2 separate regions of the Homo sapiens genome follow, and region 1 is linked to region 2. The links are chromatin contacts, found by Hi-C or POLR2A ChIA-PET in ENCODE. All regions are on one chromosome and are shown on one strand. The core of a region is the stretch at or near the end of the contact, and the rest is flanking DNA. Distances in the headings are between cores, read along the strand shown. Region 1 holds the start of CGAS (cyclic GMP-AMP synthase). Region 2 overlaps CD109 (CD109 molecule).

Region 1 (4,992 bases), core at 1,823-4,322, 300 kb after region 2:
GATCACCTGAGGTCAGGAGTTCGAGACCAGCCTGGTCAACATGGTGAAACCCCGTCTCTACTAAAAAGGTAAAAAAATTAGCTGGGTGTGGTGGCAGGCGCCTATAATCCCAGCTACTCAGGAGGTTGAGGCAGGAGAATCGCTTGAACCCAGGAGGCGGAGGTTACAGAGAGCCGAGATAGCACCATTGCACTCCAGCCTGGACAACAAAAGTGAAACTCCATCTCGAAAAAAAAAAAAAGATATTTGAAAGCCTGTATTGAGATACTCTAGAATCACAACAGCTGAAGCAGTATGAATGATTTAAAATGTAAATGCCAGGTCCGGTGCAGTGGCTCATGCCAGTAACAGCACTTTGGGAGGCTGAGGCGGGCAGATAGCTTGTTGGGGACCAGCCTGGGCAACATGGTGAAACCACATTTCTACAAAACCATACAAAAATTAGCTGGGCATGGTGGGGCACGCCTGTAGTCCCAGCTGCGCAAGAGGCTGAGTCACGAGAATCTCTTGAACCCGGGAGGCGGAGGGTGTGGTGAGCTGAGATTGTACCATTGCACTCCAGCCTGGGCAACAAGAGCAAAACTCCGTCTCAAAAATGAATAAAATAAAATAAAATAAAAAGAGAGAACTTTACACAACTTTTTTTCCCCCTGAGACAGAGTCATTTGCCCTGTCGCCCAGGATGGAGTGCAGTGGTCTGATCTCAGCTCATTACCACCTCCGCTTTCCCGATTCAAGCAATTCTCCCGTCTCAGCCTCCCCAGTAGCTGGGTTTACAAGCATGGCCCACCACACCTGGCTAATTTTTGTATTTTTAGTAGAGATGGGTTTTCACCATGCTGGACAGGCTGGTCTTGAACTCCTGACCTCAAGTGATCCACCCACCTTCGCCTTCCAAAGTGCCGGGATTATAGGCGTGAGTCACCGCACCAGGCAGAAACTTTACACAACATTTTAAAGATTTTCTGTGCTTTTTAAAAAATGTCAAATAGAAGTATTTACTCCAATTGCAGTCAATCTTTGTTTCATTCCATCTTGTAAAAGTTGAATATTTTCTCTTTCTTATTTTTTTCTTTTTTCAAAGTATTTTTCATTTGTTATTAATTTTTTTCTTTTTAAAAATTATTATTTTATTTCTTATTGATTTTTAAAAAACCCTATTTAAATTTACATTGAAAAAGTTGGCCGGGCGCTGAGGCTCATGCCCGTAATCCCAACAGTTTGGGAGGCCGAGGCAGGTGGATCACGAGATAAGGAGTCCCAGACCAGCCTGGCCAATATGGTGAAACTCCTTTCTACTAAAAATACAAAAATTAGCCGGGCATGGCGGCGCACACCTGTAGTCCCAGCTACTTCGGAGGCTGAGGCAGGAGAATCGCTTGAATCCGGGAGGCAGAGGTTACAGTGAGCCGAGATCGTGCCACTGCACTCCAGCCTAGGGGACAGAATGAGACTCCATCTCAGGAAAAAAAAAAAAAAAAAGGGAAAAGTTTCTGGCCAGGCGCCGTGGCTCACGCCTGTAATCGCAGCACTTTGGGAGGCCGAGGCGGGTGGATCACTTGAGGTCAGCAGTTTGAGAGCAGCCTGGCCAACATAGCGAAACCCCGTCTCTACTAAAAATACGAAAAATTAGCCGGGCGTGGTGGCGGGCGTCTGTAATCCCAGCTACCCGGGAGGCTGAGGTAGGAGAATTGCTTGAACCCAGGAGGCAGAGGTTGCAGTGAGCCAAGATCGCACCATTGCACTTCGGCCTGGGTGACAAGAGCGAAATTCTGTCTCAAAAAAAAAAAAAAAAAAAAAGAAAGAAAGAAAGAAAAGAAAAAGAAAAAAAAGAAAAGAAAAAGTTTCTGTGGCAGGGCACAGTGGCTCATGCCTACAATCCCAACACTTTGGGAGGTTGAGGAGGGAGAATCGCTTGAGTCTAGGAGTTCGAGACCAGCCTGGGCAACATAGTGAGACCTCCCCATGTATACAAAAAAATTAAAAAGAAAAGAAAAAGCTGGGCATGGTGTCCGCACCTGTAGTAACAGCTACTCAGGATGCTGAGGTGGGAGGATCGCTTGAGCCCTGGTGGCTGAGGTTGCAGTGAGCCGAGATTGCGCCCCCCTAACTCAAACCAAAATTAAATTTAAAAAAACTTTCACTTGAAAGAGAAAAGTTTCTCTGTCAATGTTTTTGTTTTGTTTTGTTTTGTTTTGTGATGGACTCTTTTTCTGTTGCCCAGGCTGGAGTGCAGTGGCGCGATCTCGGCTCACTGCAACCTCTGCCTCCCGGGTTCAAGCAGTTCTCTGTCTCGGCCTCCCGAGTAGATGGGACTACAGGCGCCACCAAGCCCGGCTAATTTTTTGTATTTTTAGTAGAGACGGGGTTTCACCATGTTGGCCAGGAAGGTCTCGATGTCTTGGCCTCGTGATCCGCCCGCCTCGGCCTCCCAAACTGCTGAGATTACAGGCGTGAGCCACCACGCCTGGCCTCTTTTTCTTTTTTGAGACAGAGTCTCGCTCTGTCGCCCAGGCTGGAGTGAAGTGGCACGTCTCAGCTCACTGCAACCTCCGCCTCCCGGGTTCAAGTGATTCTCCAGCCTCAGCCTCCCGAGTAGCTGGGATTACAGGTGCCCGCCACCACGCCTAGCTAATATTTGTATTTTTTAGTAGAGACGGGGTTTCTTTCGCCTTGTTGGCCAGGCTGGTCTTGAACTCCTGACCTCAGGTGATCCGCCCACCTCGGTCTCCCAGATTGCTGGGATTACAGGCGTGAGTCAGTGTGCCCAGGCAACACACACACACACATATATTTAATTATAAGAAAGACCAGGTCTTGCTGGGTTGCCCAGGCTGGTCTCAAACTCCTGAGCTCAAGCGACCCGCCTGCCTCGGCCTCTCGGATGCTGAGGTTACAGGCGTGAGCCACCGCGCCCGGCCCTACCTCATCTTCTTAAGACAGGGGCACGGATTGCCTGGAGAGTTAGAAACTTCGAGACTTTTGTAGCCTCAGGAAAGGCCGCGGCCAGCCTCTTCGCGGCATGGGCGTGGCTCCCAGCGACTTCCCAGCCTGGGGTTCCCCTTCGGGTCGCAGACTCTTGTGTGCCCGCCAGTAGTGCTTGGTTTCCAACAGCTGCTGCTGGCTCTTCCTCTTGCGGCCTTTTCCTGAAACGGATTCTTCTTTCGGGGAACAGAAAGCGCCAGCCATGCAGCCTTGGCACGGAAAGGCCATGCAGAGAGCTTCCGAGGCCGGAGCCACTGCCCCCAAGGCTTCCGCACGGAATGCCAGGGGCGCCCCGATGGATCCCACCGAGTCTCCGGCTGCCCCCGAGGCCGCCCTGCCTAAGGCGGGAAAGTTCGGCCCCGCCAGGAAGTCGGGATCCCGGCAGAAAAAGAGCGCCCCGGACACCCAGGAGAGGCCGCCCGTCCGCGCAACTGGGGCCCGCGCCAAAAAGGCCCCTCAGCGCGCCCAGGACACGCAGCCGTCTGACGCCACCAGCGCCCCTGGGGCAGAGGGGCTGGAGCCTCCTGCGGCTCGGGAGCCGGCTCTTTCCAGGGCTGGTTCTTGCCGCCAGAGGGGCGCGCGCTGCTCCACGAAGCCAAGACCTCCGCCCGGGCCCTGGGACGTGCCCAGCCCCGGCCTGCCGGTCTCGGCCCCCATTCTCGTACGGAGGGATGCGGCGCCTGGGGCCTCGAAGCTCCGGGCGGTTTTGGAGAAGTTGAAGCTCAGCCGCGATGATATCTCCACGGCGGCGGGGATGGTGAAAGGGGTTGTGGACCACCTGCTGCTCAGACTGAAGTGCGACTCCGCGTTCAGAGGCGTCGGGCTGCTGAACACCGGGAGCTACTATGAGCACGTGAAGGTGAGCTGCTTGGCGCCCTCCCGCCGAGCCCCGCTGCTCGGCCTTCCGCAATCCGCAGTCCCTACCTTCCCCGGGTCGCGCCCCTCACTTCCCTTCGGAAGTAACTTAGACTTTTGCATGTTTTTCGGTAGCCTAGTCTAAGTAAAACGACAAACCGTTCGTTTATTCATCTACACATCCAACGATCAGACAACCAACCGGTACTGATTGCTGGCTAATTTCAAGACACTGCTCCCGGGGGAATTCAAATGTATGGGTTCATTCATGCAAGCCGACATGTATCGAGTTTCCGTAACAGGGCAGTGTTTGATGGTGTGGACCTGAGGTCCCGAGTCAGATATTGACTTGGATAATTTGAAGTGGTCTGTTAAAAATTCCACGTAGACTTTTTCCTATGAGGAAGACCTCTTACTCCATAGAAAAAAAGATCTTCAGTTTCTCTCCCCCTCTTCCTCCCTGCCCCCTCTCCTGCTATCCCGTCTGACCCCAATTTCTTTTTTTTCTTTTTTCTTTTCTTTTCTTTTTTTTTTTTTTTGAGGCGGAGTCTCGCTGCGTCCCCCAGGCTGGAGTGCAGTGGCGCTATCTCGGCTCACTGCAAGCTCCGCCTCCCGGGTTCACGCCATTCTCCTGCCTCAGCTTCCCGAGTAGCTGGGACTACAGGCGCCCGCCACCATGCCCGGCTAATTTTTTTTGTATTTTTAGTAGAGACGGTGTTTCACCGTGTTAGCCAGGATGGTCTCGATCTCCTGACCTCTTGATTCGCTCGTCTCGGCCTCTCAAAGTGCTGGGATTACAGGCGTGAGCTACCGCGCCCGGCCGTCTGTCCCCAGTTTCTTACACAGAAATCATGGGAAGCTTACAGTATAATGTTAAACAAACAAATAAGAATATCTCCTACAGATACTAAAACGCTTTCTAGATACACATTCCGTATAATTGCTTCGACGTGTGTATTACACAGCTCCATTTGCTTGTGGGTGATTGAGTCATTAATCATTCCTGTGTAAATTGAAAGTTTAGAAGCAGGTTCCTGACTGGAGCGTGTTTCTTGCCCAGCAAGAGATTTGTTTCTTTTTCTTTTTCTTTCTTTCTTTCTTTTTTTTTTTTTTGAGACGGAGTTTCGCTCTTGTTACCCAGGCTGGAGTGCA
Region 2 (4,522 bases), core at 1,350-3,849:
ACATTGAAGGTATTCGTATATTTGTTAAACAATAATACTAACCCCCTGGTAGTCTCCTGGACTTTAGTTTCTCTCCCTCTAATCACCCTACATGCTGCCACCAAAGTGATCTTCCTAAAATACAACTTTAATCATGTCATACTTTTACATAGAAACTTTCTACTAAAGCAATAAGAAGACAACACATACTGATGATTTTTGTTTGTTTGGAAGTTTACCATAAGGGTGTCATACTTTCTACACTATCATGTTTGGATGTTTTTACCTTACTCATGCATTACTTTTATAACCAGAGGAAAATTATGAAGGTATGATCCTATAACTTTTATAATTTGAGAGACCCATTCACACACATTTTGTTTCCTTTGTCCTCAGAAGTCCTATATTGAAATTTGCATCACTGATTGAAATTCAAAGTAAAATACACAAAAGTTTTTAGAGCTGCCTGTTGTCTACAAAATGAAATACAAAATTTCAGCCTGATAGCCAATATCCTCCACAGCTCGGCCCACAAACTTCCCCACCTTTCTCTTCAACTACTACTCTCTACAAGCCCTCCATGCCAGCCAGTGCCTGCTCCCAGCCCCACAGCCCTGTCAGCCAGCTCAGAGCCCACCACTTCCCATCCAAATCCTACAGTCCCCTCCAGCCCTATCTTGGACTTGTAAAGTTGTGAAGATCCTTAAAAATCCCTTGATCCAAACCCCTTATTTTACAGCTGAGGAAACGGAGACCCACAGCTGAAATGCCATGCCCACCATCACTTAACTAGAGCACAGTACCCAGGTCTTAGGACTCCTAATCTAATGCTCTTTGCATTTGTTACACGAAGCTTTTCTGATTGTAAGCTCCTTGAAAGCCAGGTCTGTGTCTTGTCACCTTTAGATGTGTACTGACTGGTGTTTCTTCCCACCCTCGCATACAACACAAAAGCTTCATATTTTTAGCTTTATTCCGATCCCTACTAACCTGACTATGCCTAAACCTATTGCCTACGTAATAGCAATCATGTAATACCCTATTTTTCCCCTCTTTTATTTTTACCATAAAATTGGGAGAGCTTAAAAATAAAAAAGAAATCACAATGGAAATATCATCCTGTAAAAGTGTCAGCTGATGTACACTGTCCTACTTAGAGGAATGACAGAGTCAATAGGGTTTGCAAAATGAGAGAAAATGTTTATTAACATTTACATCATCCTTTCCTTCCCTTTCCTGTTTAGAGTCTAAACACCTGTGGTCTAAACTGTAGTTGCAACATATTTCTCTATGGGGTTCAACCCAAACTCAGCATCAGAATCAGCTGTGGTGGGTTTAATAAATAGAGGTGTCCAGTTCCTACCCCAGAGCTACTGAATCAGAATTACCAGGGCTGAGGCCCAAACACAACAAATGCATTCATTCATCCATTCCTTCAAGAGATATTCATTGCGCCTGAGTGGCAGGTGTAATGGGAATACAACCCCGCATGGACCTTCTGATCTAGTGGAAAGAAGGATATTTATCAAATAACCACATATGTGAGTATGTATTACAAATTATGATAAAAGCTGTGAATTAACATTTACAGAGAGTTATGAAATCTGGAGATGAGATGGGAAAAACAGAGTCAGATCAGGTAAGACCCTGTGTAGGCCATGGTAAAACATCTGAATTTTGTTCTGAGGCCAGTGGAAAGTCTTTGGACAGTTTTAAGCTGGGGAATAACATGATCCAGCTAATGTTGAGATTATTTTTACTGCTGTGTAGATAATTGGTTGCAAAGGGGAAAAAAACCAAATGCAGAGAGATTAAGAGACACTGTAATATCTAGGAACAATATAATAGTGGCTTGGACAAAGGAGGGAGAGGTGGAAATAGAGAAGTAGGTGGATTTGAAATATATTTAAGGTTGAGGCAGGCAGATCACTTGAGCTAAGGAGTTAGAGACCAGCCTGGGCAACATGGTGAAACCCCATCTCTACAAAAAATACAAAAATTAGCCGGGCATGGTGGCACACGCCTGTACTCCCAGCTACTCGGGAGATGGAGGCAGGAAGATCACTTGAACTCGGGAGGTGGAGGTTGCAGTGAGCTGAGATTGCCTGGGTGACAGAGCAAGACTCTGTCTCAGGGTAGGAAAAAAAAAAAAGAAAGAAAGAAATATATTTATTTAAGGGAAAAAGCTGTGGGAATTGATGAAGGCCTGAATATGGGTGGTCAGGCAGCATGAGGTGTCAAGAACTCTAAGGTTACCAGCCTGCACAGCCGAATGGATAGAGAATTAAATAAGGTAGGAAATGCTGCAGAGGAGCCAGGTGTGGTGGGGAAAGATTGTTAAGAATGATACTGGACATGAAGAGTTTGGGGTGCTTTGAAACATCCAAATACAGATGTTGATAGTTTTAAAGGTAGATAGTTTTAAAGGTCTAGAACTCAGAGGTATAGGTTCTCTCAGAGAGGCCAATTTGAGAGTCATTGGTGTATAGATGGAAACTGAAACCATGCCTTCGGGTGAACTTCCCTAGAGTGAGAAATGAAAGAAACTTAAAACCAAACTTGCAATGTGCCAATATGTAATAGAGAGTAAATGACGAAAGTGACCAAGAAGAAGAATCCAAACAAGTAGAAAGAAATCTCAGTCAAACTGGAGTGAGTTGGGAAAATGGAGGCAGAGAGATCAGACATTTTTTTTTAGAAGACTGGCTAGAATGGGAATGTGAAGTCACTGAAGAGGAAGTAGAGTTAAAGTACAGTACTTCTCTATATTTTTTGTTTTTTCAATGAGAAAGAATTAAACATATTAGATTTTATAAAAAGATCTAAGACAGAAAGAGATCCAGTTTGAAGACTGAGAAGAAAGAGACTGTCAACACTGCAAGTTTTCTGACAAAGTAGAGGAAGAAAGAAGCCAAGGCAGAAATCGGGATATTGGTCTTAGATGTGAAGAATAGGACCTTTCCTCTAAAAAGAAGAGAATAAGCATGAGATGGGCACAGGCAACACATGCAAATCTGGCAGAAAAAGTGAAAGAAATTCCCATCTGATGACTGTGTTCTCTGTGAAGTGGAAAGGAAGATAATCTACTGAGTGTGAGGAGGGAGGAATCAGAACCTCCCCAGGAGACAGTTTTGTTCCTGGATCCCTTCTCTCATTAGAAAGGATTACAAATATTCTGGTTCTTATCAAGGCTGGAACTAAACACCTGAAGAACTGAAGCTGGTCTATACCTGACAGTCACTCATAGTGACAGGACTTGGGAATAATGGATCTAACCAATGACCAAGACATAGACCATACAAGCCTCCAGTTAGCAGAATAGTGGCCAGGTATCCAGGGATCACAAGCACATTCATACTCCTAAAACAGTGTTACCATCTGCAGTACAAATACATTATGCAGTACAAGGGACAAACTTGTTTCCTTGGTGTTGAAAAAAAAAAAGTACTAACTAGAAACATATTCTCTTTAAAAACAAACAATAAACAAAAATCACCCATTTAACCCTCTCTGTTCCTACTCAAAGTAGAAGGAACTATGGTTTTTAAAGACATGTAACATGACCACCTTTCTTGGGCACCTATCTCAAGCAAGGGAGCAAAAGCAGCAGCATAGCTACAGGTTTGTACTGAATAGGAAAGTTACCCTTGAGGGAAAATAACTCCATTTCTTGCTCTTTCTCCCTTTCCTCACTCCACCCAGGGACTTGGTACTCATTTCAGTGCCCCCTTCCCCCTCACCCAGGGCTGCCACCACTGGTCAGAGCCCAGTGAGTTATCATTTTCCAAAACTCCCTCTATGCCACTGAAAATAAAGCATCATACAGAACCATACACACATACCACACAAACGTCAAATTCTTGCTTTTTATATTGTACTATAATAACATAAGATATAACCACTGGGTGCACTGCGTTAAGATAATATAGGGCCGCTTTGTGCTATCTTCGCAACTTTCTGTGAATCTACCTAAAGGTAAACAGTTATTTTTAAAATTAATCTTCTTGGCTGAGCACAGTGGCTTATGCCTATAATCCCAGCCCTTTGGAAGGCAGAGGCAGGCGGATCACTTGAGGTCAGAAGTTCAAGACCAGCCTGGCCAATGTGGCGAAACCTTGTCTCTACTAAAAATACAAAAATTTAGCCAGGCGTGGTGGTGGATGCCTGTAATCCCAGTTACTCGGGAGGCTGAGGCAGGTGAATCGCTTGAACCTGGGAGGCGGAGGTTACAGTAAGCCAAGATTGTGCCACTGCACTCCAGCCTGGGTGACACAGCGAGACTCTGTCTCAAAAACAAACAACAAAAAATTAATCTTTGTAAGCCTCATATGACCAAGGTTATAGAGGCTGTGAGGTGACAGCAGCCTAATCCTTAATAGTATATTAATGGATATTAAATAGATGAACCAAGTAACCTACATGCTGGACTCAAATCTTCAATCTAAACACATGGCTGCTGTGGTCAGAATCTGGGACACGTTGGGAACAATCCAACGTGCAAACAAGGTGATCCCGTGGCATCCACAAGTCATATAAAAGAAGT

Evidence for each region. Hi-C counts contacts between places; a loop is a spot of excess contacts on that map. ChIA-PET counts read pairs that join two places held with the same protein, here RNA polymerase II (POLR2A). Pooled maps may share reads with other maps.
Region 1: a pooled map shows a loop between it and region 2 (2.3-fold over the local background). The contact joins the promoter of CGAS here to the enhancer-like site in region 2. A Hi-C loop is called at or near these places in 7 of 50 pooled maps. POLR2A ChIA-PET finds 5 or more read pairs at or near these places in 3 of 52 experiments (MCF 10A, activated CD4-positive, alpha-beta T cell and activated T-cell).

What each region holds. Positions count from the first base shown.
Region 1 is chr6:73,450,377-73,455,368 of GRCh38, reverse strand. It overlaps CGAS (cyclic GMP-AMP synthase), which reads left to right and starts at 3,072. Exons shown (of 5, transcript NM_138441.3): 1 at 3,072-3,844. The coding sequence starts at 3,188. RefSeq lists an enhancer at 2,791-3,270 and a silencer at 3,441-3,650.
Region 2 is chr6:73,745,493-73,750,014 of GRCh38, reverse strand. The region is part of intron 5 of CD109 (CD109 molecule); the gene reads right to left. Among named protein-coding and RNA genes, the nearest start is that of CD109, 52 kb to the right of the region's middle. Within about 2 kb of position 2,599, at least 2 of the 41 ENCODE cell types and tissues checked have a DNase peak (open chromatin) inside an H3K27ac peak, as active enhancers do.